2 separate regions of the Mus musculus genome follow, and region 1 is linked to region 2. A link is a loop called in an ENCODE intact Hi-C map of the cell type or tissue named here. Cell type or tissue: left cerebral cortex. All regions are shown on one strand. Links, peaks and the distances in the headings refer to the core of each region. The heading gives the core; the rest is flanking DNA.

Evidence for each region. Hi-C counts contacts between places; a loop is a spot of excess contacts. Peaks named below come from ENCODE experiments on the same cell type or tissue, not always from the same donor. Only the 100,000 strongest peaks of a DNase experiment are listed, where the experiment ranks them.
Region 1: a loop joins it to region 2, with 3 times the contacts of the local background. A loop is called at or near these places in 9 of 42 quality-filtered maps.

The regions. Positions count from the first base shown.
Region 1 is chr15:100,035,715-100,041,091 of GRCm38, forward strand. Dip2b (disco interacting protein 2 homolog B) reads left to right here and starts at 2,950. Exons shown (of 38, transcript NM_001159361.2): 1 at 2,950-3,195. The coding sequence starts at 3,096. In left cerebral cortex, for the core only: CTCF peaks have their summits at 762 (motif pointing right) and 2,842; DNase peaks (open chromatin) are centred at 2,886, 3,544, 3,790, 4,716 and 1 more place; H3K4me3 peaks cover 2,243 bases; H3K27ac peaks cover 2,087 bases.
Region 2 is chr15:100,088,914-100,094,290 of GRCm38, forward strand. All of the region lies in intron 1 of Dip2b (disco interacting protein 2 homolog B), which reads left to right. Among named protein-coding and RNA genes, the nearest start is that of Dip2b, 53 kb to the left of the region's middle. In left cerebral cortex, for the core only: CTCF peaks have their summits at 106 (motif pointing left) and 866; DNase peaks (open chromatin) are centred at 1,012, 3,058 and 3,556; H3K27ac peaks cover 2,017 bases.

The DNA.
Region 1 (5,377 bases), core at 126-5,125, 53 kb before region 2:
GATCTCATTACTGGGGATTAATCTCTCTAGCCCCTTCCTTTCTTTAAGGATTTATATATTCATTTTTATATGTGTGAGTGTTTTGCCTTCATATGTGGTCCCTCAGAGGCCAGAAGAGGGCCTTAGAGCTCTTAGAACCGGATTGTGGAGGGTTGTGAGAAACCGTGTGGTTGCTAGAAACTACACCTGAGTCCTCTGGAAGTCAAAAGATGCTCTTAATCATTGAGCTAGCCCATTTCTTTCTTTCTTTTTTTTTTTTTTAAGATTTATTTATTTATTATATGTAGGTACACTGTAGCTGTCTTCAGACACTCCAGAAGAGGGAGTCAGATCTCCTTACAGATGGTTGTGAGCCACCATGTGGTTGCTGGGATTTGAACTCCGGACCTTCGGAAGAGCAGTCAGGTGCTCTTACCCACTGAGCCATCTCACCAGCCCGAGCTAGCTCATTTCTTAACAGTGGTTTTTAAATATATATATATATTTATTTATTTAATGTGTGTACACGTGTGTGTGTGTGTGCGTGTGTGTGTGGAGGTCAGAAGTTCATTTTTGGGTGTCAGTCTTTTCTTTCTACCATGTGGATTCCAGGCACTGAACACAGGCTGTCCGTCAGACTAGAAACCCACTGAGCCATCTTGCTGTTTGGATCTCATTTCTTGATGGAAGGTGTCATGAATTAATAGTCTTTTTTTCATTAGTATTTTTAAAGATGTATTTATTTTATTTATATGCATGCACTGTAGCTGTCTTCAGACACACCACAAGAGGGCATAGGATCCTATTACAGATGGTTGTGAGCCACCATGTGGTTGCTGGGGATTGAACTCAGGACCTCTGGAAGAACAGCCAGTGCTCTTAACTGCGGAGCCATCTCTCCAGCCCCCAAATCATTAAGTAGTCTTAAACTAAACCGAGATGAGACAACTCCAGAGTAAGAGTACTTCCTCAAGGCCTCACTACAGATTCCTGCAAGTTCTTCTCTGATTTCCACATGGGCATTCTCTCTCTCTCTCTCTCTCTCACACACACACACACACACACCCATACACTAAATAAATTCATACATAAATAATACTAGGTGCAATTGAACAAATTGGTGGATCTTGGGGCTTCCGGAATGTCATGGAGTCAAGAACTTTACATGGGATTACATCCGTAGCACTCATTAGCTCAGTTCAGAGGTAATCTCAACGTCTTGCCCCTAAGCAGCTTTGAGCTCACGCTTCTTTCCCTCCCTCCCTCCTTCTTTCCTTTATGGTGGCTTTGAGATAACATCTCTCTATGAGTCCTGGCCCGCCTAGAACTCGAGACAGAGCAGACTGATTTTGAATTTAGCTCCTCAGTTTATGTAATGTTGGGGATTGACTCCTGGGCTCCCTGCTTCTAACATCCCCAGCTTCCATTTTGGAGCACCTTGGAAAGAAAGAGACACTAGGATCCCCTCAGGCTGTGTGTGCCACCCCCCCCCCCCCCATGCACACAGTGGGGAAAAAAATCATAAATCAGTTGTCTCCCTGTGACAAAATTTCAATACTAAACACAAAAGTTACAATGTAAAATAAAGATCTTAATAGTTTTTGGTAAGAATACAGGAATGTAAAATTTGAAATGTAAATAAAGAAAATAATAATAATAAAAGAGGGGAAAAAGAATACAGGGATTTTTTTTTTTTGGCCTTCCTTATATATACTAAACTAGAATGAGTACTTTTGGACTACATATAGGTTACATACTGAGGTGGCTAAAAAAAAAAAAAAAAAAGCTATCCCCAACTCCCCATCAAGCTAGGGCACGTCTTTGATTCCAACACTCAGCAAGGAGGCAGATGAAAGTGGATCTTTGTCCTTTGTCGGTTGAGTAGAGAGTTCCAGGTCAGGCAAGACTGCATAAAGAGATGTCTTTCTTTCTTTCTTTCTTTCTTCTTCTTCTTCTTCTTCTTCTTCTTCTTCTTCTTCTTCTTCTTCTTCTTCTTCTTCTTCTTCTTCTTCTTCTTCTTCCTCCTCCTCCTCCTCCTCCTCCTCCTCCTCTTCTTCCCCTTCCCCTTCCTCTTCCCCTTCCTCTTCCTCTTCCTCTTCCTCTCCTCCCCCTCCCCTCTCCGTTCCTCGCTCCTCCAGACAGGGTCTTAACTGTGTAGCCCTGGCTGAATAGGAATTCACTATGTAGACCAGGCTGGCCTCAAACTCAGAGATTAGCCTGCTTCTGCCTCTTGTGTGCTGGGATAAAAGGCGTGCACCATTATACCGAATGCGGTGTATGTAGCCGTGTGTGTAGAGGTCTGCAGAGGTCCTCAAGCTGGCATTAGACGCCCAGTGCTGAGAACTGAGCTTAGGCCTTCTGCAGAAGCAGCCAGCGATTGTAACAATGAAACCATGTCCCCAACCCCTATTCCCACAGAAGTTCTTTTTATAAGTCTTTAGGAGTCAAGGCAAGATGAAGCAAGTTCGACTGTGATCTTTTTTCTTGTGTTTTGAGACAGGTCTCATGTAGCCCAGGCTGGCTCTCACTGAGGAGAGAATGACCTTGAACTTCAGATCCTCCGGTTTCCACCTCCTGAGTGCTGGGATTACAAGAAGCACCGAAAAAGAAATCAAAGAGTTGTTGGCAGGCATAATCCAGAATCTGGGGTAGATGAAGGATGTGGCCTGTAGGCAGGTCCATCAGGGAAAATGGGGGAAAAGACATGACAGATGCATGCTCTCCCGAGTGAGAGGGACTGGAAGAAGTAAGGGCAACGTCCCGGAGTCCTCTTGCTTGAGAGTTTGTGGAAGGTAGGCGTCATATGCAGCAGGTGCCGCATCTTCCCAAGGAGAGCAGAGCAGGCGACGGCAGCCTGCGCTCTCCAAGATCCGCGGTAGAGGGCGCTGTAGCCACGCCCGTCCTGCGTCTCCGGGGCGGGACGAGCTCCAGGCCGGGGGGCGGGGCCGCACGCTCACGTGACCCTCGCTCATGGCGGCGGCGGCGGCGGCGGCAGCGGCAGCGCCGGCGGCTCTCGGCGGCTGGAGCCGGATCCTGTAGCCGGGGTGTGGGCCCGCGTCAGTCCGTCCCTCCTTCGGCCCCCTCTCGTCTTCCGGAGTGTGGCTGGCGCAGCCGCGATGGCGGAGCGAGGCCTGGAGCCGTCGCCGGCCGCGGTGGCCGCGCTGCCCCCCGAGGTGCGGGCGCAGCTGGCTGAGCTGGAGCTGGAGCTGTCTGAGGGTAGGCGAGCGCGCGGCGGGCCGGGCGAGCGGGCGAGCGGGCGGCGGCCTGTGGGCGGCTGGGCTGGCGGGGCTCGCCGCTCCCCACCCGCGAAGCGCGGCTGGGCTTTCATTGTTGTCCCTGGGGGGCCCCGCAGGACCCGGGGACGGGTCAGCTGGAGACAAAGCTGCGCCCTCCGGCTGACACCTTGCCCCTCTGCTGCCTTGCTCCCGAAGGGCCGCTCGCCTGTCCCCTCGCTCCGGCTTCAGAACGAGGCGCAGGGGGACGCCGCAGCTGCACGTCTTCCTGCTTCTCTAACAATGCGAGGTGCCTCACCAGTGACAGGCGTGAGAAAGGAGCGGGGGAGCCATTGAGGGTCCGAGGGAGGTCGGAAGCGGTGGCGCTAACCCAGAGACCCCCCGATCCGCTGCCTCTAGACCGCCTCTGTCCTTGGGAGCAGCAGGCTTTTCTTGCCACCTGCATTCAGTCTAGGTTTTCCTATCTGGTCACCTTTTGGAGTCTTTGTAGAGGTGGCTACCGGGTACATGCAAATCCTGGCCGGCACCCTCTTTCTTTTGACAATGGATTGGTACAGGGAGGGTTGGGTTTGTGTAGATAATTTCAAACATGGACTAAATCTGGGCTCTGTTACAAGAGAAGTGCCTTGGATAACAATGAGGACCTCAATGCCGGCTGTGGGCATGTGGTCAGGCGAATGTGCTGTGGAGATCAGCTTCTCTGTAAAGTTCCTGTTTTTATCGCAGGCGGCCTCTGAACAAAAGCAGCATTTTCTCCGCGCTTGGTTTCCGTACACTTCGCTGATGTCTCCAGAGTTGCATATTGTTGAATTCCTTGCCAAAGACCCTCCCCAGTATTTTTCAAGTTCACTAAAAACTGTTGATTGGAAAAGAGTAAGGAATGTGATCAAGTTCCCAGGAGCGTTCTAGTTCCGACTTTTTGTTAACTTGTCACGACACTGGGCTTTTTCAAACCTTTTTGAGAATCACTTATAGTGAAAAGCCAGAAGTGCGTTTGAGTGTCACAGATCTTACTCGATTGAAGGAAATAATTAATTTTAATAACCCTTTAAGGCTTTCCCAATGTGTAGGGTGGTGATCTTTTCACCTGCATGCAATTATCAACATATTACTTTTCAATTAATCAGTGGGGAAGCGTTTAGGAAGATAGGAAACCTTTGGGTTGCTTGCCCGGTGATACCTTTGGTTACAATATTTACCAGATTTAAAAAAAAAAAAACATTTGAAGTAGTTTATTAAAATATATTTCCCTTAAGGTTTTGTTTTTTTCTTGTCATCTTCTTGTGAAAGTGTTGCCACCGAGTGTGACGAATTCCATTCAGATCTTTTAAAACAGTTCTGTATTTACTTTCAGTAACAAATCAGCTATAGCTTTCATTAGCCAGAATGGGAGGTTTCCCTGGATGTTTGCATGAGGGGGAGATTAAAAATAGGACCTGATTGCTTTCACCGGGAAAGGGAAATCCTGGGTGCTCCCCTTGGTATGGATCTGCTCCACACGATTATTGTTTACAGCTCTTGGTGTTTCTAGACATCTTTGGAAGGCTCTTTCTAGGTTCCACTACTGACTAGCTCACCCTACTCCCTGAAAAGGTGTGAAAGTCTTAGAAACTGGGAATGCCAGGGTTTAAATGTTTTGTTTTTTTTTAAGGACCAGTGAATTGGTTATTCTTCCACGCAGGATACTTTGATTGGCACACGACTTAGTTTAAATTTCTCTCTTAAGGATTTGTACTGCATTGTCCTGCATCTTATGTCTTTGCACTCTAGAAGAAAATAGCAGTTGAGGAACCTTGAGCCTGCAGTGTCAGCGTATTGGCCATCTGTCTGTCCTGCTTCAAGTACACAGATGGTTGGTTAGAGATGTAGGAAGATGCTATCCAGAGTTCAAGTTATAAAAATAAATCAGGGATCCCCAGATCTGTGGTAGTGTTTGTGACATCTGCAGCATATTTTGAACTAATCTCGTTCCCTTTTTTTTTTAATGTTTTCTTCATAATTACTGTTCTGACAGAAAAACTTTGCCTCGCCCCCTCCCCCACTCAAGCCTTTGTCCCGACTTGCTGACGTTGGTGAGTTCCTTCTTTCCGTTGCTGGTTTTTGTAGGTTCAGGCTCTACTCGGTTCTAAAGATAGGGAGAGTCTGAGCAAAGGACTGTTAGAGCA
Region 2 (5,377 bases), core at 78-5,077:
AGCACAGACTGCTCTTCTGAAGGTCCTGAGTTCAAATCTCAGCAACCACAGGGTGGCTCACAACCACTCATAATGAGATCTGATGCCCTCTTCTGGTGTGTCTGAAGTCAGCTACAGAGTACTTATGTATAATAATAAATAAATCTTAAAAACAAACATACAAAAAAACCCCAACATTTTTTAAATTAAAATTTTGATTTGGGGCTGGAAAGTGGCTCAGTGGTTTGAGCACTTACTTTCTTGCCGAGGACCTGGGTTCTTCCACCCATCCATATCTAGTTCCGGGATCTAATACTCTTCTGGTTTCCTTGGGCACCAGGCACACATATGATACACTTTACATACATTCAGACAGATACAGACTTAAAAATAAATACATACATAAGAATAAATATCTTTAAATTTTTAAATTTTTATCTATAATTGTGGTCTTATTTTTCTGGAGAAAATGTTTTAATTATGTTCAGTTTAATTAAGTTGATTTGAAAAGTGATAGGTCCCTCTTAGAAATTAAGGCTCACATTTTTGCTTAGGTCGTGCTGGGTTATTAGTTTCTAAACCTAAGAACTTCAAGTAACTGATGACTTAAAAATACAGATTCCTAGGTTCCAACCCAGTCTTTTAAAACTTCTCTAGGAATGAACTAGCCAGCCCAAGAACCCCTGAAATGGACAGGTAGTGTGCAGCTAAAAGTCGGATATACTCTGAAGACAGAATGTTCTTTGTTATTCTCAGAAGTAATGTACACCCCTGGAATAACCAGTCATGTCAGGAAAACCAGTCAGACCACCTCGGCTGAGCCAGCTGGCCTCTGATGGCCAATGGAATGCTGGTACTCCCTGGTCCTGTGCGGTGAAGTTCATCTGGTTAACCAGCCGCAGCAGTAGGGAGGCTGCTGAGGAGCTCGGGAGGGAGGGATGAGGACGCGGTTAGTGGAATCCATGCCCTACTGCCTCACTGCCCAGAGGGGAATTACTCAGTGCTGACTTTCCCTCCAGAGCATCTGTTACAGCCCACACTCACCACAGAGCTAAGTGTCTGGCTTTAAATTCACCTGCCCAAGGCGGCAGAGGCAGGCAGTCCCCATGCCTACTGTCGCAGTCCTCCAGACTGCATTGTCCTTGTCAGGAAGTTAGTGCTGCTGAGCTGCGGTTTTGTGAGCGGCGAGGATTAGAGATCTACCTAGAAAGAGAAGATGGAAAGCAATTTTCTTCTCTGCTGACGAAATGTCACCTAGGAAAAGCTCCCTAGCTAGACAGGAGTGTCCCTCCTCTCAGGTACTGTGTCACTCACAGGCCAGGAGTGACCAGGGTGGATCCTGAAAGAGGAGAGAAGAACTGTCAGTTTTGAAATGGACTGGATTTTGTTTTGATAGTATCCTCAGTTGCTGTTAAGGATGCAAGCCAAAACTTACAAAGCTACAGTGTTACCTTACAGGAATGTGAGATAGATACAGGCTCCATGTTACCCTTCTGCATAAATATGTGTATCTTGGTATTATGGACATTTTCAAACATAGAGAGATTAATAAACTAAGACTGCATATACCCATCACCAATAGTGATAATTATAAACACAGAACCAATCAAGTTTCATCTATCCCTTATCACTTATCCATATACTTCATCCCCAGGATTTTATATTTTAAAATTCATTTTAATTTTATGTGTATGTGTGAGTGCAGTGGCACTGGCACACATGTGATGCACACACATACATACATATACACATATACGCATACATACACACACACACACACACACACACACACACACACACACACATACACACACACACAGAGGCCAGGTGAGGACATTAGATCCCCTGGAATTAAGTTACAAGTGGTTGTCAAGCTGCCTGGTGTTGGTTCTGGGAACCTGAGTGCTCTTAGTCCCTAACCATTAAGTCGTTTCTCAGTGCCAATCTTCAGTAATTCTAAAACAGGCATCTGTGTATTATTTCATACAGAACAGAAAGTCAGTGGTTATGTGTTTCCTCGTCGCATGCTCCGTGCATACTTATTTTGTTGTCAGTTTCTTTCTTAAAAGATGATTGAGCCGGGCGGTGGTGGCGCACGCCTTTAGTCCCAGCACTTGGGAGGCAGAGGCAGGTGGATTTCTGAGTTCAAGGCCAGTCAGCCTGGTCTACAATTTGAGTTCCAGGATAGCCAGGGCTACATAGAGAAACCCTGACTTGAAAAACCAAAAAAAAAAAAAAAAAAAAGAAAGAAAAAAAAGAAAAGAAAAGAAAAGAAAAAAAAAGATGAAAAAAGATGATAATTACACAGCCAAACCTTCGAATGTGCAGGGTCTATATTATTCTTTCTGAGAGAGGGAATGTTTTCTTGGATTAGATTTCCAAAGATGAAGTTGAAGGCATAATTACTGGTCCCAGGGAGATTGCTCAGTGATAAAATGTTGTTGTGCAGTCTAAAGCACCAGGGTTTGGATCCCCAGCATTCAAATAATCCAGGTGGCCATGGCAGCCCTTCTGTAATCCCAGAAGTGTGGGATTCTGGGCTGACTAGTTAGTCACACAAGCCAGATTGTCACGCTCCTGGCTCAGCAGGAGACCCTGCCTCAGTACATAGCATGCCTAGGAAGACACCCAGTGTCAGTCTATGGCTTCATTGCACATGTGCACACATATACTCTCACACACCTGTGCTCACACACATGAATACTTGTAAACACACACACATTCTAAATGCATAAACATACAAAAATCCTTTTTTTTTTTAAGGCACCACTCTCCGTGGTGCTTGTCTTCTTAGCTTCTCATCAGACTCTCCTGCATTCCCTGCTCTCCCACTATTAGCTCTGTTCATACTTCCGGAAAAATAGCAGCCAGTCCAGAATACCCTTGGCATCTTCCTGCTGTGGCATCTTCCTGCTTGGCATCTTCCTGCTGTGGCATCTTCCTGCTGTGGTATCTTCCTGCTGTGGTGTCATGTGACTTTGGTCAGCTTCTTCCTACAGTTAGTAGTGGCCCAGTCTTTTCTCCTCTTCATTGGAAAAACAGCTTTCCCAAGGAGCGGTCTATTCCAGTGTCGGCCTGTGCCAGGCAGGAACCTGGGCCTCATGCAGCCAGGGATGCTCTCTCTGCGAGCCGCAGAGCCGCTTCTGCTCTCACTTCCCGCTCTCCCAGTGCTACGATAAGCCACTCAGTGGGTTCATTCCCTCCTTGGTGCTTTAAAGCAGGGTCACTGATGAAACCCTTTCTTCTCTTTCTGCCTTACACACACAGTCCTCATTCTCTGACTGCCTCTGCTTGTCTATCCTAGCCTGCGGAGTCTCCTCTTTCCAGACGCCGTGCCGTTTACACTGTCTTTTATGTTGCTGACCTCTAAACCCACATTCAGTGATCTGAGTCCACGTGGACGACAGTGGCCCACCGTCCTGACTTCATGTGTGCAGAGGAGGGTTGTTACTCCGCCCAGTCCATTTTCACTTCAGGAAACAGATGCCAGTACATAGAGTTTGCGAGGTGAGAAGCCGGAGCGTTGCCTTCCACTGCTTCCTGTCCCTCCGCACTCTAGCCCGCCTGCAGTTCTCCCTCCATGTGCAGCTCACACCCACCGCTGTGAGCCGCTTGGAGCTGGAGCTTCGTGATTGCTCTCCTTCTTCCAGCTTTGTCGTGTACACTCTTCACACTGTGGGTGGGTGGGTGGGCGGGCGGATGCCTCTGCTAGGCCTTTACTGGCATGGAGCCGCTTGCCTGGTCCTTCATGACTGTTTGATGGAGAATCAGCCGCTCATCCCCCTCATAGCCATCAGGGCCCTGCTTGGTTTGCTTCACCTCCGTCCCTCATTGTGCTGGGCTGTAACTGGACATTGACACCAGCATCATTCGTGTGCTAGAGCCTCAGGACTTGCTGTTTGTGGATGAGTTTGTTCCTGGCCTCTGTCTGTATTCTTGAAGATGCAGCATAAGATTCTTGAGGATGGGATACGCCTGTCTTAAGAGCCATTGTCCTCATCTGTCTTCCTGAGTGAGCTCTCACCTCAGTCTGTTCTTTGGCGCACCATCTTTTCCCCAGACATTTATTGATAGTGTCCTCTCAGCCCAGCCCTGACTGTTGTACTAGTAATCATGGATACACAAAGGAAGGTGGCTAGTGAGCAGAGACACTACCCGTAAGTCGTAGCCTGACTGCTGGTTATGTACAACTGCAGCATGCTAAGGGTGCAGTCAGTTGAGGGACTGACAGCTGGAGTGCCTTTGATCTTCTATGCGATTGCAGAAGGGTTAGCATCAGGGCGATCTCAGGCCTCTGCTGGGAATGCCCCACTCCTGATTTCAAAATATATTGACAAAGTCTCAAAGGAGTTGAACATCCACACAAAACAAGACTTACATTGTTTAAAAAACCAACCAACCTACAAACAAAAAACCTATTTTAGCCTCAGACCTGAGAAGAGTGGCTTAGAAGGAGAAAGGTGGTGGGGAGGAGCCTTGAAGGTTGGAAAAGGGCAGAGCAGCACCTTCTAATGAACTGGGGGCACAAACTTTGTTTTCTGGCACTTTGACCCCGGCTCTTTTCTTGATCTTTTTTGTTTGACTTTGTTTTGTTATGTTGATTTTAAAAGGTTTATTTTATTTTATGCATGTGTGTGTGTGTAAACGCATGTGCACTGTATACAAGTAGGACTCCTCAGAGGTCAGAGGTCAGATCCTCTGGAACTGGAGTTACAGATAGCTGTAAGCATCACTATGGGCTCTGGGATGCAAACTCAGGTCCTATACTAAAGAGTAAGTGCTTTCAATTCTCCCTCCAGCCCCCAATGCTTTGTTTGAAGAGACAAGATCTCACTAAGTAGTTCTCGCTGTTCTGGAGCTCCATATGTAGACCAGGTTAGCCTTGAAGCTTCTGCAGTATCTGTGCTCTGTATAGACCAGGTTAGCCTTGAAGTTGCTGCAGTACCTGCGCCTCCATGTCCTGAGTCCCCCGAATACAAGCATGTGTGAGTACCGTGTGTACACATTCCCGTGGAGTTGGAAAGAGGGTATCAGATCCCCTGGAGTGAGGCAGTTGTGGTTCATTTGGCTGTTTAGGCCAAACTTAGATCTTAGCGGAGCTTTCTTTAGTTTTAGAAAGTTAAGTCACTGTGTGAAATGGTATATATATTACCTTGTAAAGATGGAGACTGATATAACATAGTCGACCTAATGCTGTTTATAACATTCAGAGCTCACCAGTATTTGTCAGCCTGGAAAGTCATTAAAATATTAACAAGATACATTTCCTTCTTTCCTTCCTTCCTTCCTTCCTTCCTTCCTTCCTTCCTTCCTTCCTTCCTTCCTTCCTTCCCTGCCTGCCTGCCTGCCTGCCTGCCTGCCTGCCTGCCTTCCTTCCTTCCTTCCTTCCTTCCTTTCT